Regions from separate parts of the Homo sapiens genome. Here regions 2 and 3 are each linked to region 1. Evidence: chromatin loops called from intact Hi-C (ENCODE). Cell type or tissue: pancreas. All regions are shown on one strand.

Region 1 (8,000 bases):
GAATGCCACTGCCTCCTGCTCTGCTGGCAGGTTCTCACCCCTCCTGTGCCGCAACGCCATCCCCGGTCCGAGGCCCCTGTAGGTGCTCTTGCTTCATTACAGTTTGCTCCACATGTCTGTCCCCAGAGGGCTGAAAACCCCTGGGAGAGCCACAGCCCTTTATCTTGGGGTCTTCTGCAGATCTAGAAGAGTCTCCAAAAGTATCTCCAGTGTGTTCCTAACTGGGGCTGGGAACAGAGACCACAGGGCCCTGCTGGAACCGCAGTGAGAGCCCACACCTGCTGAGCACGAAGTGAGAGTCAGGAGCTATGCCGAGGGCTCACATGCACGAGCCCCACTTGACTACTGCCATGAACCTGCCCGCCTCGGCCCCCCAAAGTGCTGGGATTACAGGCGTGAGCCACCATGCCCGGCTGAGTCCGGAGTTCTTGAAGAGCTCGCAACACCACCCTTGTTTTGACGGGCTGCGTGATCACAGGACTGCATCTCTGGATTTCGATAACCATACATGAATTGAGCTGAAGGTGTTTTGGTCAATGGAGACCTCTGTGCCTCCAGAGCTTATAAATCAGAGCCCTGTGGTCTAACAGCCATGATGTTCCCCAATCATGTTACTGCAATATTAATAAGGCTGTTTAATGCAACCAGTTCCTTCTAAATTGTCACATAAAAATTTGGTAAATGTCAGACATATCATTTCATAGAAAATAATGTTTTACTGCCAGGGGAGCTAGGTGGCTGAGAAGATGAGTGCAAAGCCTGGCGACAACCTTTGGCAGGTTTGAGGGACAAAGCGCTGCCAGCCTGGGGCTCCCGCCTTGGCCCTTCTTTCTTGCAGTCAGCAGCCACCCCGAGTCCCCATGTGCAGGGGCCCTGGGTGAGGAGTCCTGGGGAGGGGAGGGGCTAGAAGAAACAGCCCTTCCTGTCCTCACGCAGCATACAATCCTGTTGCAGCAAGAGAGACTACCAGGTTTTCTCAGTCACTGGTCACTCCTCAGGATGCCCCTTGTCATAAAAGATCATTACCCCCATTTTAGGAAACCCAGGCAGCCCCCAGGAACATTGGCCCACACAGGAGAAACTTGACGTTTACAAAGGGATGAGTTCGGCTGGGAGCAATGGCTCATGCCTGTAATCCCAGCAATTTGGGAGGCTGAGGCAGGTGGATCACCTGAGGTTGGGAGTTCGAGACCAGCCTGACCAACATGGAGAAACCCCGTCTCTACTAAAAATACAAAAAATTAGCCAGGCATGGTGGCGCATGCCTGTAATCCCAGCTACTCAGGTGGCTGAGGCAGGAGAATCGCTTGAACCCAGAAGGCAGAGGTTGCGGTGAGCCAAGATCACACCATTGCACGTCAGCCTAGGCAACAAGAGCAAAAACTCCATCTCACAAAAACGAAAAACAATAAAACAAAGGGATAAGTTCACAGAAGCAAAGTAGCATCCTGTAAACTACTTATAAATGGGGTTGGTGTCCTGTAAAAGGGGTTGGTCCCACTAATTTGGGCGGACAGGGGCACAGAGACGGACAGAGTGACATTCTCCACAGCCTAGTTTATGATAGGAAGAGTGTGGAAAACCCCTAAAAATGGCTTCAGTTGGCCGGGCGTGGTGGCTCACGCCTGTAATCCCAGCACTTTGGGAAGATGAGGCGGGTGGATCACGAGGTCAGTAGATCGAGACCATGCTGGCTAACACAGTGAAACCCCGTCTCTACTAAAAATACAAAAAAATTAGCCAGGCGTGGTGGTGGGTGCCTGCAGTCCCAGCTACTCAGGAGGCTAAGGCAGGAGAATGGCGTCAACCCAGGAGGCGGAGCTTGCAGTGAGCCGAGACCGTGCCACTGCACTCCAGCCCGGGTGACAGAGCGAGACTCCATCTCAAAAAAAAAATAAAAAATAAAAAAGGCTTCAGTTAACTGCTTTGGTAAATGAATCACAGGATATTGATAGAATAGTAGATAGTTATTAGAAAAAATGTGCATATCTCTATTTGTTAACATGGAAAGAGCTCCATTATTTAAAAAAAAATTGCAAAATGGAATGCATGGTGAGATCTCATTTCTATAGAATTCTTCACTTACCCAGCACCTATATGTCTATGTGTACATAAGGAAAAGTCCGGAAGCATTGAGTTCTCTAAAACCTTGACCCTGGCTATCTCTGGGAAATGGGACTTCAGAGGATGTTTGTGAAGTTGGTTGCTTTTTGTTGTATCTTTCTGTGTGGTAAGAATGTTCTTCAATGAGCCTGTTCTATCTTTATCAGAGAGAAAGATGTTAATTTAAATGAAATTAAAGGACAGGGATTACAGCATGAACTCAGCAAGCATTCACGGGGCACCTGCTCTGCACCCAGTCCTAGGGATGTAAGGGTGATGAAACTCAGCCATTGCCTGGAACAGCCTGAAGGCAAGTGGAAATCACAAATAACAAGCAGATGATTGTAATTCCACGAGGGGCAGGCAATGAGGGTGAGGTGGCGGGGCGGGAATTTGAGGGGGAGGCAGTGAGCTTTGTGTCACCTCCTTTTACTGCAATAAACCTTGGCCTGCATGCCCCCTAAAAGTGGGTTCTTTGGAGGCACGTGTTTGGCCTCAAGGAAAGTTCTCATTGAGCAGAGTTAAAAAGCCCCTTTTGGATCCTCAGGGGATGTGGGGACAACTGAACTCAAAGCCAGAGAAGGCAAGAAGGAAACACCTGCCTCAAGGGGCTGTGGACAGGCACTGGGCTGAACACGCCAGGCCATCCCACATCTGCCATCCTAGGATACCCCCAAAAGGGGATGCTAGGATCCCAACCCCTGAGATGAGGAATCAGTGGCTCGGAAAGGTTCGCTGCTGGCAGGAACCCTGTAGGGATGAGCAGAGGAGCCACACTGGAACAGTCGAGGGGATGTGTTTCTGTCACTCACCATCTTCCTGCAGGGAGACTAGACCCTGAACTTCTGAGCTGGAAATGCCACTGTCGAGGGAACTCTGAGCCAACCAAAAGTCTATGATCATGCGCCTGTGACCTTCTCCAAAGAGGGACTGATGCAGAGAAGTGAACCCCCGAAATCCTGCTAAGTGTCTGAGCTTCCACCCTTTCCTCTGGGGTAGCTGTCAACCCCGCTGGCACATTGCACTGGGGTGCCGGCCTCGCCACTCTTGATGGGTTGTTGATGGACCCTCCCAGGTGTTCTCAGCAACACCCCACCCACAACCCCAGGAAAGGGAAGTTCCAAGGGAAATCCAATGCCTTAAATGAAGAATTCCCAGGGCCACTCGGAGAAAAGGCTCCCAGGATATTGTTGGTGGGGAGGGAAAGGGTGACAGTAGAGGTCTTTCTGGGTAATAAAAGAGATCTGCTGGCCGGGCACGGTGGCTCACGCCTGTAATCCCAACACTTTAGGAGGCCGAGGCAGGCGGATCACGAGGTCAGGAGATCGAGACCATCCTGGCTAACACAGTGAAATTCCGTCTCTACTAAAAAATATAAAAATTAGCTGGGCATGGTGGTGGGCGCCTGTAGTCCCAGCTACTCGGGAGGCTGAGGCAGGAGAATGGCATGAGCCCGGGAGGCAGAGCTTGCAGTGAGCTGCGATCGTGCCACCACACTCCAACCTGGGCAAAAGAGCAAGACTCCATCTCAAAAAAAAAAAGAGATCTGCCAAGATCAGTAAGAATTTGCCCCAGGCTCCAGTGCCCTGCCCAGCTGGCCCCTTACAGCCCCTTCCTGACTCTTCCTAGCCTCTCCTCCAGCCTCCTCATCTCAGTCAAGGAGACACTAGACGATGGGGTCAAGGCGCTTTCTGCCATCTGCTGGCTGCGGCAATAAGGATGCAGCTCATGTGACCCGAGACTCATCAGGGCAGCAGCCCATGCAGGTGGCAGCAAGGGAAGCTGAAGTGCGGTGGGCAGGGTGCCAACGGACCATCCAGACGACATGGAGCAGCTACGGAGCAGGGCCCTGGGGAGCGGGGCAGGGAGGCATATCCACCAAACACTCCCACATCAAGAGCCCCAGGTGGGCTTTCATCAGGTCCCCACTAACCCTAGAGCCTTGCCCTTAGCAATCAATGACACCAGCGGAGAGGCGCGGGTGTCACGCCTCCAACCTGGGACCCCGCTTGAGCAGGGACGGAATTCATGAGTTTTGTGCTCCTGTACAAAACGATGATGACATTTAAAAATAAAACCCGTACACAGCAGATTCCTGAAAAATAATAATAATAACCTTAATTTTAGCAAGTGGAAAATAGTTTCAGAAAACTGTTTTGCTCTTGGATCTCGTTGGGAACATGAAAACCTTCTCAGATTCAGCCAGCTGCTGGTTTTTCCACTTCCCTTTGGGTGGACGCTGAGCCATCCAGCTGTGGCGCCCTTGCCAACTGGGACGAGAGCCTGCAGAGCGGTGCAAATTTAGGCCATCCAGTGGAAAGCTCACCAAGCGCCTCGGCCACTGGGCACAGCCTGACCTTGAGCAGCGATTATGTTTCCAGCTAAGCCTGCAGCCTCTCCTGCAGTAAAAGGAGACTGACAAGACCTAAGGCCTCCACCTGGCAGAGCATCATTCTCCCTCCCATCGGGTGAGGTCCAGGATGGCTTGAGCACTCTGGCTTTATGTAAAGGTGCTACAAACGTTAAGGTGCCCCATCCTTTATACAACTGCATGTCATGTGGGTTCATGGTAGTGATTATGATTAAGATTAGTCTGTGGTCATTACACACCCAGAAGATCTCTGGTCATCTGGGGTGATCGAGTTATTCAGCAATCTTCCACCCCGCCCTCTAACAACTGCAGTGAAGATGGGATGATACCTTCGTTAAATATCCCATAGGCCCCAAGGTAAACCTGAGAACTAATAAATACATGTAAATACATCTAATAAAATAAAATTTGAGATTAAAAGGAATCTCGCTTGCATATTCATGAACCACGTGGAAACTCAAATGAGCTCTTCTAAGCTCCTTATTCATGGTGAGTCAGAGATTTAACACATGCTGGGAAGATTGCTTAGCAAATATAAGCCTGGCAATGGCACATGCATCCATGAATTCATCGGACAAGTATTTATTAACTGTCCCTTTGCATTACTATTTATGTTGCATATTCATCCCTCTTTGCAAACCCAGGGCCTCATATAAATGGCAGGCACTCACCTGTTGACGATGCTGGTGTTCTGAGGCCCTAGAAAGCACAACCCCTGGCCTCAGGTTGCTTATATCTGCTCAAGGAGGTAAGAGTCACTTCCTCTATGAAGCTTTCCTGACCCCTCAGGACCCTGTTAGGTGACCCTAGTATCCATTTCTCAAGACTCTCCCTGTTAGCACCTACCTCCCATCACACACTCACACACACATACACACACGCATGCATACACTCACACACATACGCACACAATCACACATACACATACTCACACGCACATGCACCTGTTCCATTGTCTCTATCCTCTCCTGCACTAAGTTTAGGGTAGGGAGACACTGAATCTGCTTTGCTCACCCTAGCCTGACATACACATGTAGGAAACATTCAGTACATCACTGGATGAATGAAGCAAGAAATGAATGGTTGGATGGGTGGGTGGGTGGGTGGGTGGGTGGATCAACAGGTAAGTAAAGGCAAGGCAAAGGCCTAAGTTGTGGCCCAAGGAAAGATGTATGAGGGGGTGGCCCGCAAGGGCGAGAGGAACAAGAGCGTTGGTCATCAAGGGAAGAAGATCAAGAAAAAAAGGTTTGAGATCTTAAGGACAGTGAAGACTTGGCATTGGGTGAGTTGGTATTTTCTGGTCATTTCTGTGCCACACAGGGTGCCGGGCACCTCATGAGCATCACCCCGGATCCTCACAGCTGCACCTGAGGCAGATATACCCACGTAGAAGAGGAAGCTAGGCTTAGCAGGATAAGCTGGCACCACTGCAGAGCTGGCACGCGGCGAAGCCAGGATTGGAGACCAAGTGGGCCTGACCCAAGCTCTCTCCATGAAGACCAATGGGCATCCTCTGGCCCAGGGACCATTGCCATCAGGTGGGACCGTTGCCATCAGGAAAGAAGAGAGCGTGCTCCAGGAGGCAGCTCTGGGCAGTGCAGAGGGATGAAACAATCAATATGGTGGCTGGGCCCCTTGGAACAAAGAGAAAGGGCTGGGGCTGTCTAGGGAGGACTCAGGACTCATGACCCACTCCTGCCCACAGAAACATAACTCACTCTCCGCCTGAGCACAGCCACTATGTCATGGGGTGATGTAGAGCCAGGGAGGGAGGCAAGGACACGTTCCTAAATAATATCCTATTTTGTAGTCAACAGTCAGGCAAGAGGAAGGGAGAAAGAGGAGGGCAGGAAGACAGCGAGATGCAGAAAGGATTGAATGTTCCATGAGGATCAAATCTCAGCCTCCCCGCAGGTGCATTGAGACAGAAGACGCAGGTCCTCACAGCCAGAGGTGCTCATGGAACCAGCCCGGGCGATGTCTCATCACCCAGACGAGCACAGAAAAAGACAGGCTTGCAGGGTCCCACGGCCTGTCTGACACAATGCTCATGGGGTTTTCTCAAAAGCATCATCTATTTAGCTGATGGCCCCAAAGTGTTTCATTTAGCTGGAAATCGTGCTTGGTCCATTTCCCAGATCTCAGTGACATTATGAGAAGCCAGCAAAATGTGTCTGGCAGCAGAGCAGTTCAGCAACCCATCACCTCGAGTCACAGTCCTGTCGCCCCTGTTTGGAAAGCAGACAGTTCAGACGACTTCTAGAAGGCAGAGTCACTGCTGCCTCCCAGGCAACCGAGGACTACAGGAAGCCTGTGTGTGTGTGTGTGTGTGTATGTGTGTGTGTGTGTGTGTGTATGCACCAGCTTGTGCACATGCCCTCTGAAGGAAGGCAGGGGTCACCCATGGCACAAGGCAGTCACCATCCTCCCTGACCATGGGATAAAACTTTGCCATTCCTTTATCTTATTTAATCTTCCCACTAGGCAGGAATCATTATCCCCAAACTATTTCTGAGAAAGCCAAAGCTTAGCCGGTTCATGTGGCCCCAGCCCCACAGCCAGCAAGAAGCAGGGCTGAGACTGTAATTCAGCACTGTCTGAATCCAAAGGCCAGGCTCACACTGAGACCCCAGCGTTCCCCACCCCATTCCACGGGCCTGGAGAGGTGTTTCACGACGCATTCACTGGTCTGCCTGGTACCATATAAAGAAGAATCAAGTCCCATCACCAAAGAAATTTGCAGAATTCTCAGTGAACACAATGGAACAGGTCTGATTCTGGAGGGACTTCCTGGAGGCCTTCAAAGGCTAATGCACACTATGGAAACCCAAAAGCCGGAGCAATGGCTCTGCTCGTGAAAGCCCCCGAAGGCAAGACTCTGGGTGTGTTACCAACTCTCCGAGTCTCACACAGTCTCTGGCACAAGGTAGGAGAGTGCAATACCCATCAAGTGCTTGAGTGAATGAATGATGAATGAATGAACAAGTAACTAAATGCTGTGAATGAGAGTTCTGTCTAAAGATTAAAAAAAAAAAAAAGAATAAGGCTCTGGGGAAAAGGCCCCAGCATCTCTGCTGTCATGGAGTATTCCTGCTGCCTAAGGTCCTCTCATAGAACCCGGCCCTTCCTGCACTGCCTCCAGCGTTCCAGGGGATGGGTTCTGAGAAAGCCGGGCCATTCATCTGTGCTGGTGCCGTGCCGGCCTTCGGTGCTTGCTGCCCTGGCTCTCCCACCTGGTGGGCTCTAGGAGGAATTCCCCGTGAGGGCACAGCAGAAGCTGACTGACAACCAGGTGGGAGGGAGACCTCCTGGGCCCAGCTGGAGGGCCCTAGGGAGCGGGAGGCAGGAGACAGGACCTCAGTGACCCTGGAGATCGCTCCCCATATGTCCTCATCCTCTCCACCACTTCTTCTCCATGTCCAGGCACTCGTGGGAAGTTAAAACCCAAAGTTGGGCCCGTGGTGCCAGGTCAGGGGACAGCAGGTGCCACCTGGGTGCCCGAGCACAATTCCTTTCTCCCTGTCCG
Region 2 (8,000 bases), 180 kb after region 1:
TACATTGGCTACTAGCTTATTAAATAAAGTAAATTAGGTCTCAATTATTTGCCTGCACACCAGGCAGGAAAAATGAAATTTTCAATTTAAACATAATATTGCTATTAATATGCAGAGGCAGATCTGAGATCAGACTTTCTGTGCACTTCTACTGAGAGAGGTCAGAGAAGAGGGAGATTCTCATGAAGGGGTCCCCTCCCAACCAAGGCACCCACTGGAGAATCCCAGGCCCTTTCAGAAGAGCTGGGTTTTGGATGCCTGGAAAAGCAGTTTGGGAAGGAACAGCAGAACCTAAACCATGCGTCTGTTTTATTTTCTTCAGTGCATCACTGCCAAATGCCCTTATTAACATTACCTTTCCATATCAAAACATCTAAATCGGGCACATTCGAGGCCTCTGCATTTGCATTTTTTAATGGAAAGAGAGAACTAGTATCGAGGAAGGATGTGCTTAACTCCAAGCCCGTATCAGCCACACAATCCAACAACAGATGCTAGAGGACGTCTTCAAGAGGAGACTTTTAAAATCTACTCATGTGGTGTTATTTGGGCTTAATCAGCACAATGTGCTCTAAAAGCCAATTTCATATCTGGAATCAAAAGAACCAGGATTCAGTACCGATAGTCACCTTCTAGGGCCTCCCCTTCCAGAAACCCTTCTTGCTAAGGGCATCTACAATAAGGATGTAACGGCTCTAATGGAATAAAAATAATCTTTCAAATGTAGATATATATAAAGTTTAAAGAGTTTGAGGTTGGCCTGCTGGGGGGTACAAATTAATGACTAGTCAGACATGCAGTCTCAGGTATTGGGGGTATTTGGTGCCGGATGGTGACCAGCTGTTTGCTATTTCAGCTGAGGACAGAATGAACAGGAAAGATGCTTCCAACTACAGCAGGAGGGGGCCAGACGGGCAGGTGTGGCTAGCAACAGCAATGCCCTTCCAGGAGAGGTTGGTCTCATCCCTGGAGGCCAAGTCACAGTGGATAAGGAGCAAGCTTTTGGGTTCTGCCACCTTTCGCTGGGTGACCACCACCAAGTTATCTTTTAAACACTTTGAACTGCTTTGCGTCTAAAACGTGGGGATGATATTAGTGCTGGCTTCTCGGGGTCCTTAGGAGGATTTTAAAAGAGAAGCACATAAAACATTAGCTTAGTTCTGGCCCATGATTAAAAACAGGATAGACTCATTTGCGCAGTGTTCAGGTACAAGCTATACTTCACCAGACTCTCTTACAGGAGTCTCAACAATTGAAGAGATTTATTCACTGGGTTTATGAAGAGGCTGCTTCCAAAGAAACATAGGAAGCCCATAGAAACAAGTATGAGTTTTTATTTTGGGGGATTTTTTTTTTTAATCAAAATGGCGGGATGTTAATGGGGAGAGGAGGCACTGCTGGCAGACAGGAATGGGAAAGAAAACCACAGGCGGGAAGAGGAGGGAGTGGGGGAGAGGACGTGAGGGGGAAAGATGCGCCAGGCAGGGGGGCAGGAGGACTGCACGCAGGGTAAGTTCCCTCCCCAAAGCAAGGGAAGAGCTGATGCCTCCTCGGAAGGTCGCCCAGAGAGGGGAGGGACAGGCTTCCTGTCTCTGGCTCATTCAGGCTCCAAATGCCAGGTCTCCAAGGTCGGAGAGGACGTCTCCTGTTTCAGCGCCACCACAGAATCTGCCCGCTAGAGGCCCCATCACCCATCTGCTAATCACGCATGTGCCTTCCTAGCCTCAGATGCTTATGGCCCTGCTGAAGGCCTGGTGTTTGTGCCATCGGTTACATGCAGAGGGGCATGATCTGGGTCCCAGTGGCACTGCCCTGCTTTCCCGGGGTCCCCAGTGGCACGGCTCTGCGTCCTCGGCGTCCCCAGCAGTACTGCTGTGAGTCCCCAGGGTCCCCAGCGGCACTGCTCTGAGTCCCCGGGGTCCCCAGCGGCACTGCTCTGCGTCTCTCTGGGTCTCCCCCATTCCCGTCTAGTCTGGGTGAGACCCTTGGCCAGTCCCAACCGTGTGTGAACAGGCCCAGCAGCTGTGGCCACAGGGTCCATGACACTGGGGCGCCTGCTCTGCAGCCCCAGCCATGCGCTGTGCATGCATGTGTGTGCATATGTGACACCCACGTGCCTTCTGCAGAGACATCCAGGAGAAATTCCCACTGAAGGGGATGGCGGCAGCATCTCCCGTAGATCACTGCTCCTGACCTCCGCTGGCAGCCCTAATGGCCCTCTGGAGGATCCAGGTAATACAGTCACCCTCCCCTAGACCTATATCCTCCAAATGTTCCCAGTGAGGAATGTGAGCTCCTGCATCCAGAACCACCCTCTCCCCTGGCTGCCTGGCCCCCTGCGGAGATCACATGCATCTCTAATTTCTCTGTGTTCCGGCAACTCGGGGATTTAGAGCTGGAAGAGAAACCAGTGCGTGAGCAGTCTCACAAAAGCTCTAGCCTGAGGGCCCGAGTATTTGCTAAATGCAAAGCCTGCCAAACTGCACCCCCAAGGCCCTAATGTTCTCCCGTGAGCCACCCACCGAAGACGAAAACAGCTTCCCTGGAACCAACCTTCAGGAGCCACTGCTAATAAAGGCAGGCGTTTCTTACGTTCTACTGAAAAACGTCACCATATAAGGAAGATGACCAACCAAAGAGGACAGGAAGGGTGGGTCTGAGAAAGAGTCGAAGCCATTCTGCAACGGGGTAAATGTTTTCCGCCGAGCCTCTGGATGAGAATTTTGATGGCTCACATTTCCCGGACACTAGCTGGAAAACAAGCCCTGTGCTTTTAAGCACCCGACATCATGCACCATCTCCTTTTAACACCAAATAGCTGTAGGTGGACAGCACTATTACTGACCCCACCTGACGGAGCAGGCACGTGCACACACACACACACAGAGACATGCACACACTCAAGTGCACACACAGAAAGGTAAGGCAGACAAGCCTAATTAACCTAAGAAAATCTAACCCCAGGTTGCTGCCAGAAATGGACTTTGAGAATGCAGCTCAGGGTGAGCGTAGGGTGGGGGAAAGAGGAGGGCCCCTGCCTCTGAGTGAGGCCCCGATGCACCCACCATCCTATGAAAGCAAGCCTGCCCAGAGGCCTGTGCCAGCGGCCTTGGCAGTCAAATGTTCCCTAAGTGGCCACCTGTCCCGTCCTGCCAGGCTCCACAGCTGGGCAGACCTTCCACAAGTGAGAAAGCTGGGGCTGCGTGTCCATGCCCCAGAGCACACTGCAGCACACCCAGGCCAGTGAAGAAACTTGGGGGGTGGTTTGGTTGATTTCATTTTGTTTTCTTGAGGCAACCACACATTGAAGACTCTCAGAAACACCTGCTTTCTACCTTATTACAGTGACCTCTGGTGGTCAAGAATCAGATATTGCACAGCCAAATTAGAATTAAATAGCTTAATTTCAAGCAACTCTAGGTAACAAACGCCTAGAGGTCCTTTAAGAGGTTCTGAGAAGAGCAGAAGAGAAGGAACTGTGAGTCGGGAGCTGCTGCCAGCCCTACTGAAGGGAGGAGACTGGCTGTCACCTGACCCTGAGCAAAACCCGCTAGGGCTTCTCAGATGATGCTTCCAGAGCAAATGCGAAAGGCCTCCGCGCTCCAACCTGGGGCGGCATCTCGGCTGCTGCTCCCCCTCCCCCGACCAGCTGGTGGCATCTCAATGCCAGGCTTAGAGGGCACGGGCTCAGGGAGGTTTTTAGCAAAAGCTTTCCCCCTGCCAGGGGACCTGCCATGAGCTCAGGGGGAGGAAGGGTTTCTGGAAGGCTTGCGATCTCAGCGCCACCACCAGCCCTGCTCCAGCTGCTCCAGGGCTGAACAGGGAGAGGCAGGGAAACTGGGCTCCTTTCCCCCCACTGGAATCACAAGTCCCAGCCAAGAGAAGAAGGTCGGCCAGGAACAAGAGGAAGAAACAGCGTTTCTGCCCACACTCCATGGTACACTGGGTACCCAGGCTATGGTGCCAGGGCAGCCCAGGGAAGGGGGACGAGGAGGCAAGAGAAGCAGCATCTGCTTTGGGAGTCATTCTGGAGACTGAAAGGAAAGATAAAATCCCAGGGGCCATGATCAATATCCCCTTAGCCCTAAGCCAGGGCAGCAGAAGTCAGAGGCTGGAGGAGGGGAATTCTCCTGTGGAAAACAAAGCTGAACAGGGTATCCTGGAACAAACCTTAGCACAAGCAAGCACCTCTATCACCCTATCCCCAAGGACACTCTCAAGACATTCTAGACAGATGCTTTAAACCCTAAAAACTCTCCAGGGACAAGCATCCAACAACCTCAACCCATTCTAGGAGCTTCTAGAAGCTTCCAGATCAGAGCATTCAGACGTTAACCCCTGCACACATTATTGCCACCACTTGGTCTGTCCATAGTGTGGAGGCTTCAGTCAAATCCCCAAACACTAATGACAGATCCTCCCAAGGTATCGAGATAGTCTAGGCCTTGCTGTTTTGAATATGAAGACAGACTGGTTCGCTCTCCTGATATTCTTTGGAATTCAAAACGGATGTAGAATATCAATATCGTCTCAATTTTCCTTTATCTACGAGGAGACGTCAGCAAACCTTTCTGCCAAGGATTGTACAAGGATCATTAAAAGGAAAATGTCCATGGTAATTGTGCCTTTATGCGTATTTCTTCACTCCAATATTCTATAACATAATAATGTTTCACATTTCTACAGAACTGTCTTTTCAGCATGTTTTCGCATTATGCTTAATTTCGTAAGAGTTTCTCAGCCCCACATAACGACACAGTTCAATGCAAAATCAGATATAAATCTAGCTTAAGAGACTCTCAACAGGAATTTCACTTAAAACTGTAAATGTTAAAAGATTCTGCCTCTGATTTATGTTCTGTTGTGTGTGTGTGTTTCAAACAGTGAGCTTCCCCAGCCCTCTTAGACAATAGATGCTGGCAAAGCCACAGCAGCCACAGCCCAGGCCTCGCAGGTCTGACTGGACTGGCTCTGAGCCCCTCTGCAGAGGAAGCCGAGAAGGGGACAGAGGGCAACCCTTCGGTAGAAGCTCCAGCTCCGGGGCCGTGTGGGGCCTCGTGTAGAAAATGAACCAAGGGTGGCTGACACCGTCGCCCGCACTGGCTTGGGGCCAACTTTTAGGGAGTCATTTTGCAGCTTTATCTCATTTCCCTGCTCCTCCAAAATGCCAGGGCAGCATAAGGGCCCTCCGCCTCCTGCGCCCACACGCACCTGTCTTAAAAAACAGAGGGAGGGCCAGGCACCATGGCTCATGCCTGTAATCCCAGCACTTTGGGAGGCTGAGGCGGGCAGATCATGAGGTCAAGAGATCGAGACCATCCTGGCCAACATGGTGAAACCCAGTCTCTACTAAAAACAAAGATTAGCTGGGTATGGTGGTGCACATCTGTGGTCCCAGCTACTCGAGAGGCTGAGGCAGGGGAATCGCTTCAACCAGGGAGGCAGAGGCTGCAGTGAGCCAAGATCGCGCCATTGCACACGCCAGCCTGGACCGCAGAGTGAGACTCTGTCTTTAAAAAAAAAAAAAAAAAGAGGGAGATCCATGGCCAAGGCAGAAAGTCCTAGGTCAGGGTTTTATTCTGTATTGTACCTGGCTGTGGTCATGACCTTGCACATGTCAAGGTGAAAAGATGACCCCTGACTCCCTGCTTACGGGTACACCTGGGAGACGGGCAAGCTGACAGTGCCAAGAGCTCATTTGGGAAGAAGCAGGCTGATGCCTTCAGGTGCTGTGAACTGTGAATTCTTGATGGAATTAATGAATCCAGAGGAGGCATTCATCCATTGTCTAAGCACATTTAAGACAATTTTAAAATGTGGATTATTTACATACTAGGCTCTAATGACTCCGAAGCAACCATTACAGTCCGTCACGTAAAGCCATATCCAAGCAATCTGATTGCACCGGATCACACGCATGCCGTGTTTAGACAACTTACAGTACACAAATTATTTACATCGTGAAAACATCTCTGTAGCCCTGGCATTACGCTATCAAGAGACAACACAGCAGCAGATTAAATTGAAATATGCTGGCAGCTTTTGAAACTTTCGACTTTATTCCAAAATGCTAAAAGCCAAAAAAAAAAAAAAATCACAGTTAGCGTGTCTAAAATTTCACTTGAAAGGTGGGGCTGTGGTGAGTTGCCACCCAAAAAAAGAAAAGTCGCCACTTTGCAATTGTAAAATCCATTTATTTAAAGAAGATTGAAGTATCCAAGCCTTCTGATAGCACTTAACATATTTTAAAATATGCACTGCAAAGCTCTAAAAGTTCCTGAATTCCTCCATAAAAAAAAAAAAATGTTTTGCCACTTCTAATGGACTCCAACCAACTCCAAGCAGAATCTGTAGGGTACACGCCCCCAGAAAAAAGGCAATTGAAATGACTTGTCTATATCTTTCCAGGAAAGTAAATTATATGTAAGTCTGTACTCACACTCCCACTCCCCTATAGGTTACCCATTTTCCTCCCACACTCCACAGCCCACAGAAATGAAGAGAAAATTATCAAGTGGGTTTAGGTGCTTGGATACCTAATTGCAACAAATCTAAGCGCCTCATCTTTCTGCCTTTTAGAACTTTGGTTTCAGACTTTAAAGCGATTCCCATTAGCCACATGCCAATTAGCTTCGAGCATTTCACAGAATAGAACGCCCCTTGAGATAAATCGCCCCACATACCTACACGTCTTCCAAATATCTCCATTTGTTTTTCAATATCTCACTAAAATGAGGGAGGCTCTTGGACAATGGTTCAGATGTGAAAGGAAGCGCTATTAATTTTAATTCAGAGTCCTCAAACCAAGGTATCAGAAAGGACCCCAGACTTAATTAAGGACAACACAAGTCTCTCTAATCCAAAGAATGCTCCATTTCTGTCCCCTGTGCTTCAAGAATTACAAGGGTTGCCTGGGCATTTTGTAGCTTTGCAAGGGAAGCAAAGCTTTGTATAACTAGGTTTGATGATGATGATAGTAAAAAAGAAGGGAGGAGGAGGAGGAGGAAGAAAAGTGGGAAGGTGGCAGCCATGACGCCACACTCCAACAGTATATTAAATGGCGTAATTCACACAGAAGTATATAAAGCATAAAGTAAAAGTCACATTGCTCAGTAACCCTGTTCCAGCAAATTACCACCAGAAGTGGTTTGCTATGACCCTTGGCATATAGAAACATCTTTGTTATTTATTTATTTTATTTTATTTTTTATTTTTGAGACAGAGTCTTGCTCTGTCACCCAGGCTGGAGTGCAGTGGCAGGATCTCGGCTCACTGCAACCTCCACCTCCCAGGTTGAAACAATTCTCCTGCCTCAGTCTCCTGAGTAGCTGGGATTACAGGCGCCTGCCACTATGACCGGCTAATTTTTGTATTTTTGGTAGAGACAGGGTTTCACCATGTTGGCCATACTGGTCTCGAACTCCTGACCTCAAGTGATCTGCCCACCTCGGCCTCCCAAAGTGCTGGGATTACAGGCGTGAGCCACCACGCCCAGCCTTTGTTATTTATATAAATGGGTACATACAATATCTGTATTGTTATAAAAACTAATGTTTCAAAAGAAATATGAACAAACTGTGAACTCTAATGAATGATATTCCTACCTGTTGAAATATTTGGGAGAAAGTGTATTGATGTGTACAACCTTCCTGAAATGAATCAAAATATCAAGATGGATGGATGAAAACAGAAGGGTGAATATTGATAAGGCAGGTAAAATGAAATGCTAGCCACAGGCGCTACTTGGTGGGTTTATGGGTTTCATTGCAAAACTCTTTCAATTTTGTTATATTTTTGAAATACGTTTGAAATCTTTAAATTGAAATGGCAGAAAAACTAATTTTTTCACTTAATATATGGCATTGATCTCTGTATCCTTTTTAACCACTACACAAGATTCCATTTTATGGGTGCACCATGATGTCCCCACTGGTGGACATTTAGGTTACTTTGCAATGACAAACAATGCCACAATGAATATGCATGTAAATATGCCTTTG
Region 3 (8,000 bases), 500 kb after region 1:
AGGGGGAGCTACCTTAATAAAGAGGTGCAGGCAGAACCATGAGGATTGGCTTCATAGCTGGAGCTCCAGTTTGCAAAGCTCTCTATTTAAGGTCTGGACAGGACTGCATTGCTGGGGTCTTCTCAGCCAAACTCATTAGCTTAGGAAGCCGCTGCTCAGGGCACAGTATTTAAATATGTAGGACTCTGCCCTTGCGTCTTAATTGATCCTGAAGCAATGCCCAGACATAACGCTGAGAACCCCAGTCAGCAGGAAGAGCACTTCCTTCATTCAGTAACTTGGTATTTTGCATCGGCATCCTATTGGAACCCACCAGGCAACCTCTTACTGCCTCCGAAGCCCTCTGAGGAACTTACAAACGCCAGGCCCCGACGGGGGAGAAAGGTGGGGCACCGCAGTGGGAGCAGTCACAGGAACCTGACACCCACTGTCGGGCACATGGCTGTGCGTGTTTCAATGGGACTGATTTTTTTTTTTTTTTACTTATTTTTAGACAACCTCAAATAACAATCTAGAAAAGCCAGACTCCAGAGAACAATGAGAAAATGTAGAGAAGCCAAATATAAAAATACCGGCACATGCAAAAAATAAAACAAAATAAAAAAATCAATTCACTTCCACAGATTACAAGTGGAAATTCCCAGAGGGACGAGTAGATTTTGGAAGAGAAAAAGAGATTATATTTTATGGGAAGAGATACAATAACCATTCTCTTCCCATAAAACAAGTGATGGAAGATTGTCTCTGCTTCATAGATATACACTGCACATTTTCAGGATGATACTAACAGGAAATCAATAGGATCTTTTATATGTGAAAAGACATTATCTCTCCGGATTCCCAGCACGGCTAATCGGGCTACAGAAGATCTTCACGAAAACTTACCACTGGCCATTAATCTTGGTCCTGCGACAGTAAGTAGCCTGCAAATCCAGATCTTTGTTTATTTTTAAATTATACTTATTATTTATTTATTTTTTTATGGGGGAGATAGTCGCGTTCAAAGCATCACCCTCCATTAGAGCCACAGAGCCTCCAGATGACAAGTGTCTCCACAGCAGACCAGATGCTCCCGGAGAGCCCCTCCTGCCCACGTCCACGCTGGGTGATGGCCATGTCATTAGCCACCAGAAGCTTTATCTGGGTATAATTTGATAGCTATGACAGGCTCAGCGGGATTTATGGGATCTCCTGGTTTTTGCCTTTATTGATCTGAAATAGAACCAAAGTTAATATCAGCAAAAAACACTTTGTGCTGGGGTCATTTACCCATGAAAGGCTTTGGTGACTGGTGGCTTTGAACATTTATTATACAAGTGTTCTTGGCCAGCTCTAGGTCATGAGCCTCATGATGGCCGACAGACTACACATTCTGGCCTCTCCTGCCACGGGAGTATCTAACCACTGTCCTGGTAAGACCCTTTCTTTTTCCAAGACACCTTAATCATCACAGGGTATAGAGCCCGTTAGTATCAAGTTTGGATTTAGCACTGGCTCTGCCCTGGCATTAGTTTGCTCCAGCTGCCCTAACCAAGTACCAAAGTCTGTGTGGCTTAAAACAACAGAAATCTCAGTGGGGCACATTGGTTCATGCCTGTAATCCCAGCACTTTGGGAGGCCAAGGCGGGAGGATCACTTGAGGCTAGGAGTTTGAGTCCGGGCAACATAGTGAAACCCCCATCTCCAAGAAAAATACAAAAAAAAATACACACGAAAAAAATTACAGGCATAGCATATGTGCCTGTAGTCCCTGCTACTTGGGAGGCTGAGGTGGGAGCATTGCTTGAGCCCAGGAGGTCAAGGCTGCAATGAGCCAGGATCATGCCACTCTACTCCAGCCTGGGTGACAGAGACTGATATATACATATATATATATATATGATATATATGTGTATATATATACACGTATATATGTGTGTATATATATACACGTATATATGTGTGTATATATATACGTATATACGTATATATACACGTATATATGTGTGTATATATATACATATATATGTATATATACACGTATATATGTGTGTATATATACGTATATATGTATATATACACAGACATATATATACATCTCATATATATACACACACACATATATATATATATATGACAGAACATATATATATTCTCTCGTGGTTCTGGAGGCTTGAAATCTAAACCCAGGCATCCCCAAGGCCATGCTTTCCCTGGTGGCTGTAAGGGAGGATCCTTCCTTGTCTTTGCAGCTTGCAGAGGTTGCCTCGACATCCCTCGACTTGCAGACGCATCATCACGCCCAAAAGGTGGCCGTCTCCTCCCTGTGTCTTCATATCATCTTCCCTCTGTGTGCACCTGTGTCCGAATTTCCCCTCTTTAAAAGGACACCAAGGCCGGGCACGGTGGCTCACGCCTGTAATCCCAGCACTTTAGGAGGCCAAGGCGGGAGCATCATGAGGTCAAGAGATCAAGACCATCCTGGCCAACATGGTGAAACCCCATCTCTACTAAAAATACAAAAATTAGCTGGGCGTGTTGACGGGTGCCTGTAGTCCCAGCTACTTGGGAGGCTGAGGCAGGAAAAACGCTTGAACCCGGGAGGCAGAGGTTGCAGTGAGCCGAGATCACGCCACTGCACTCCAGCCTGGCCACAGAGCGAGACTCTATCTCAAAAGAAAAAAAAAAGACACCAGTCGTATTGGATTAGGACCCACCCTAATGATTTCTTTTTTTTTTTTTTTTTTTTTTTGAGACAACATTTCATTCTTGTGGCCCAGGCCGGAGTGCAGTGGTGCGATCTTGGCTCACTGCAACCTCTACCTCCCAGGTTTAAGTGATTCTCCTGCCTCAGCCTCCTGAGTAGCTGGGACTACAGGCATGAGCCACCGTGCCCAACCTAATGATTTCAATTAAATTATTTCAAAGGCCCTATCTCCAAATACAGGCACATTCTGAGGTCCTGGGCATAGGACTTGCCTTCAACATAAGAACTGGGGGACCCAATTCAACCCATAACAGCCCTCAAAAGACTTCCCTCATATTAAATGCAGACCAGATCATTCCTAATATGATCAGTGTAGATCGGGGTTCTCAGCCTCGGCACAGTTGACATCTGTCCAGGCAATTTTTTGTTATGGGAAGCTTTCCAGAGCATGACATAGGGTATTTATTAATAGCAGGATCTCAGGCCTCTACCCGCTAGATGCCAGTAGCACCTCTCCCCTCCCTTGTAAGAACCAAAAATGTCCCCATTTATTCATTTATTGCCAAATGTCCCCTGCAAGGGGAAGAGCGCCCCCAGTGGAGAGCCACTGAATTAAGTGAAATGTAGGCCGACCTTAGAGAAGCATTGCAAGGGGACTGAACACAGATGAAGAGGTTAGAGCGCTCACACATCAGGCAGAGAATCTTCCCTAAAAGCGGCGGATTCTGTGAACCCCCTAAATGTCCAGATTCCTTCATGAATTTCAAGAGTGGTTATTGTGTGCCAAGTATATATCAGGCGCTGATCTGGGCACTGGAGGAAAAAAGAGAACAAGACATTTTATTTTTATTTATTTATTTATTTTGTTGTTGTTTTTTGAGATGGAGTCTCACTCTGTCACCCAGGCTGCAGTGTAGTGGCGTGATCTCGGCTCACTGCAAGCTCTGCCTCCCAGGTTCAAGCGATTCTCCTGCTTCAGCCTCCTGAGTAGCTGGGATTATAGCTGGGATTACAGGCGTCCGCCACCACGCCTGGCTAATTTCGTATTTTTAGTAGAGACGGGGTTTCGCCATGTTGACCAGGCTGGTCTTGAACTCCTGACCTCAGGTGCTCCACCTGCCTCGGCCTCCCAAAGTGCTAGAATTACACGTGTGAGCCACCATGCCTGGCCAAGAACAAGACATTTTAAAACCCCTGCCTTAAATATCATACATTTGAGTGGAGAAGACTGAAAATAAATAAGATAAATAAAATATGTAGAATGCTGGATCATCATATGTGTGAATGTGAAAAAAAAAAAAAACAAGGGAAGCAAGGAGGACAAGAAGTGCTGGGAGGATGAAAAAAAAGTGCTTTTTTTGTGTGTGTTAGATGGAGTCTCGCTCTGTCGCCCAGGCTGGAGTGCAGTGGCATGATCTCGGCTCACTGAAACCTCTGCCTCCCAGGTTCAATCGATTCTGCTGCCTCAGCCTCCCAAGTAGCTGTGATTACAGGCACGCACCACCACACTCAGCTAATTTTTGTATTTTTAGGAGAGATGGGGTTTCGCCATGTTGGCCAGGCTGGTCTCAAACTCCTGAGCTCAAGCAATCTGCCTGCCTTGGCCTCCCAAGGTGCTGAGATTACAGGCATGAGCCACCACGCCCAGCCTGGGATGCTGAGATTTTCCAGGGTGGCCCGGGCAGGGCTCACTGAGATGTGGGGACAGGCTGAGAATGGGGGAGTGGGCATCGAATCATGCAGATTCAGGAAGAGCATTGTAGCTGGAGGGAATAGCCAGGGCAAAGGCCCTGAGGCAGGAGTATCCCTGGGGAGTCTGAGGAACAGGAGGAGGCCTGTGGGGCTGGGGCAGCGTGGACAACAGGGAGAGGGTGGCAGATAGAGTCAGTGAGGGAGGGGCGGGAGACAGATGACGGAGAGCTTTCGGGTCATGGCAGAGACAGGCTGGCACCCTGAGAGTTATGAGGAGCCAGTGGAGCTCCTATGTGTGTGTGGCGGGGGGTGCGGGAGGTGGGGGGTAAATCATCCAACATTTAGCAGGATTCCTCTAACAAGGGGCTGAAGAAGTGCCAGGGCAGAAGTCCAGCTATGTGACTATTACTACATCCAAGAGAGAAACAGGGATCCACAGACTAGCGCGGTGGGTGGCGTGAAGTGCGGGGAGATCCTAGATGGATGTGTTTGACGGCAGTGCCAACGAGATTCGCTGATGTGCCAGACATGGGCTCTGAGAGAGCGGGGAGGTCTTCGGCTTCAGCAAACGGAAGACAGAGCCGCGATTAATTGAGACGAGGAGTCAGCAGAAGCAGCTGGTTTGGAGGGAATATCAGAACGTTTGCTATTTGTTTTCATTGGGGTGCAACAGACATAACATAAAATGTGCTCTTTTAGCCACTGTGAAGGGCACAGTTCTGTGGCCATTACTACCTTCACACTGTTGTGCAGCCATTGCCACCACCCATCTCCAGAACCAGGGCAGGAAGCCCGGGCACTTCGACACTGAGTTCCATAGTGGAGCCGGGTACAAGTTGGCCTAAAGATAGGGTTATAGCCAGCTGGGCGTGATGGCTCACGCCTGTAATCCCAGCACTTTGAGGGGCCGAGGCGGGTAGATCACCTGAGGTCAGGAGTTCGAGACCAGCCTGGCTAACATGGTGAAACCCCCATCTCTACAAAAATACAAATATTAGCCAGGCCTGGTGGCGGGCGCCTGTAGTCCCAGCTACTTGAGAGGCTGAGGCGGGAGAATCAGTTCAACCCAGGAGACAGAGGTTGCAGTGAGCCAAGATCACACCACTGTGCTCCAGCCTGCGTGACAGAGCGAGACTCCATCTAAAAAAATAAAATAAAGATAGGGTTGTCAGATGTCCCTCTTCTCCAGGGACAGACCAGATTCTAGCCATTGCCCTATAATTAATAGCGGCTCTTCTCACTCTGGAAAGTGTTCTAGTCTGGGTGATAACATGGCCACCCCTCTTACTCTGAAGTAAGAACTCCCAGGCAGCATCTCTTGTAAAGTAAAGATGCAGAGCTTCAGGGACTCAGAACCTCCACCTGCGCTCCTCCACTACAGGCACATCTCAGTTACTTGGACCCAGTTCAAGGATGGGTGAAGGCCTGTTTTTGCCAATGACTAAACAACCTTGGAGAAGTCTGTGCACATCGGTCGCTATGTCCTTGGTTCTGGCAGGAAGCAAATGTAAACTCCCAGTCGTGAGGGCAACCACATAGCCTTGGGTCTCCTTTCCTCCTCGACTCACTGGTTCTGACGCACTAAACAAATGATAAGCCTAGATTGCTAGTCTTTGGCTGTGATATCTCCTGCTAGAACTTCCATCTCTCCCACAGCCTACCCTGTGGGACCATCTGCTTCTTTACAGCAAATCTCACCTCACCTGTTGACATTTACATGCACATGCCAAAACTAAGAGAAAGCCTGAAGAATGTGGGACATGAGGAGCTGGGATGTTCCTGGGTCGCTCCACGCTTCATGAGTCAGGCAGGCTGGAATGTGGTTGAAAATCAGGGAGTTATGGATACACATTCCAAAGTCCCCGGTGACATGTTCAGAATGAACGGAACTCCATGACAGGCAAAAACAACAGCCCTTGTTTAATTCTGAAGTTTACATGCACATTGGCACTGTTCTATCCTAACCTTTTGTTTCCATGGAAACCATTTATGATACCACAAAAAGAGGATTCTGACCAAAGTAAGGAAGGAATAGCAGCAATGGAAACTTGCTTTCAAATGAGCTTCAGGTAGAGGGAAGGACAGGGAAAAAAAAAAACAAAGAAACAAAATGTGGAGCCTGATACGGTTTGGATTTGTGGCCCTGCCCGAATCTCATGTCAAATTATAATCCCCAATGTTGGAAGATGGGCCTGGCGGGAGGTGATTGGATCATGGGGGCAAACTTCCCCCTTGCTGTTCTCGTGATAGTGAGTGAGTTCTCGTGAGATCTGGTTGTTTGAAAGTGTGCAGCACCTCCCCCTTCGCTCTCTTTTCCTCCTGCTCCAGTCACGTGGGACGTGTCTGCTTGCCCTCCACCTTCCGCCATGATTGTAAGTTTCCTGAGGCCTCCCAACCATGCTTCCTGTACAGCCTGTGGAACCGTGAGCCAATTTAACCTCTTTTCTTTATAAATGACCCAGTCTCAGGTAGTTCTTTATAGCAATGCAAGAACAGACGAATACAGAGCCATGCCCAGAGCTATTGTTAGGGAGAATGACTCTCTCCGGATGCCCTAGGATGGATGTTTGTGGCCCACTCCTACCAGAGTTGATTCTGACGATCTAGCTGGCTGAGTAACCCTTCCAAAAACTGCTTTACCCTTATGTTTTCTTTTCTCAAGAAAAAAAGTGTTGTTCAACCAAGGGGAAAGCACTCTCTGTTGTAACCCAAGCATGCAGAGGCATGGGGTGGAGGAGCAGACGTCACCTAGAGTATTAGTTTCCTGAGCCTGCTGTAATAAACTTGGTAGCCTAAAACAATAGAAATTTATTTTCTTACCGCTCTGGAGGTCAGAAGTCCAAAATCTGGGTGTCAGTAGATCCACGCTCCCTTTGAAGACTGTAGGACAGACTCCTTCCTTGCTTCTTCTGGTATCGGTGACTTGTTGGCCTGTGGTTGCTTCACTCCAATCTCTGCCTCTGTCTTCTCATGGCCGTCTCCCCTGTGTCTGTGTCTCAAATCTGCCTCTACCTTTTTCTCATAAGGACACCTGTCAGTGGAGCTAGAGTCCATCCTCAATCCAGAATGATATCAAGATCCTTCATTACATCTGCAAAGACCCATTCTCGAAATACGGTCCCTTTCTCATGTTCTGGGGGTTAGGACTTGGACATCACTTTTGGGAGCCACGATTCAACCCACTATACCCATATAACAGGAGACTTTGCCGTGGCAACTATAAAAATTCACATTCCATTTTGGGAGGCTGAGGTGGCAGATCACGAGGTCAGGAGACCTTCCTGGCTAACACGGTGAAACCCTGTCTCTACTAAAAATACAAAAAAAATTAGCCGGGCGTGGTGGCACACGCCTGTAATCCCAGCTACTCAGGAGGCTGAGGCAGGAGAATTGCTTGAACCCAGGAGGCGGAGGTTGCAGTGAGCCAAGATCGTGCCACTGCACTCCAGCCTGGGCGACAGAGCAAGATTCTGTCTCAAAAAAAAAAAAAAAAAAAAAAAAATTCACATTCTGAGCACCAAATGGGAAACCCCGTAGGTCTTGAAGCTTTGGCCAATTTCGGAAAAATTGCATGAGCAGTTCCTACCACTCCAAGACCTGGGCACGGCAGGGAATCTGGGGC

The links. Peaks named below come from ENCODE experiments on the same cell type or tissue, not always from the same donor. Only the 100,000 strongest peaks of a DNase experiment are listed, where the experiment ranks them.
Region 2: it touches region 1 in a loop (2.5-fold over the local background); 21 of 110 quality-filtered maps call a loop at or near these places.
Region 3: a loop joins it to region 1, with 4 times the contacts of the local background. A loop is called at or near these places in 70 of 110 quality-filtered maps.

What each region holds. Positions count from the first base shown.
Region 1 is chr1:7,220,736-7,228,735 of GRCh38, reverse strand. The region is part of intron 4 of CAMTA1 (calmodulin binding transcription activator 1); the gene reads right to left. Among named protein-coding and RNA genes, the nearest start is that of CAMTA1-IT1, 140 kb to the left of the region's middle. RefSeq lists enhancers at 3,407-3,907, 3,908-4,408. In pancreas, no CTCF peak of the experiment used is centred here; a DNase peak (open chromatin) is centred at 3,880.
Region 2 is chr1:7,038,255-7,046,254 of GRCh38, reverse strand. All of the region lies in intron 3 of CAMTA1 (calmodulin binding transcription activator 1), which reads right to left. Among named protein-coding and RNA genes, the nearest start is that of CAMTA1-AS3, 28 kb to the right of the region's middle. In pancreas, a CTCF peak has its summit at 3,344 (motif pointing left); no DNase peak of the experiment used is centred here.
Region 3 is chr1:6,722,932-6,730,931 of GRCh38, reverse strand. It overlaps LINC01672 (long intergenic non-protein coding RNA 1672), which reads right to left and starts at 6,187. Exons shown (of 2, transcript NR_104620.1): 1 at 6,082-6,187; 2 at 920-1,212. In pancreas, a CTCF peak has its summit at 3,276; no DNase peak of the experiment used is centred here.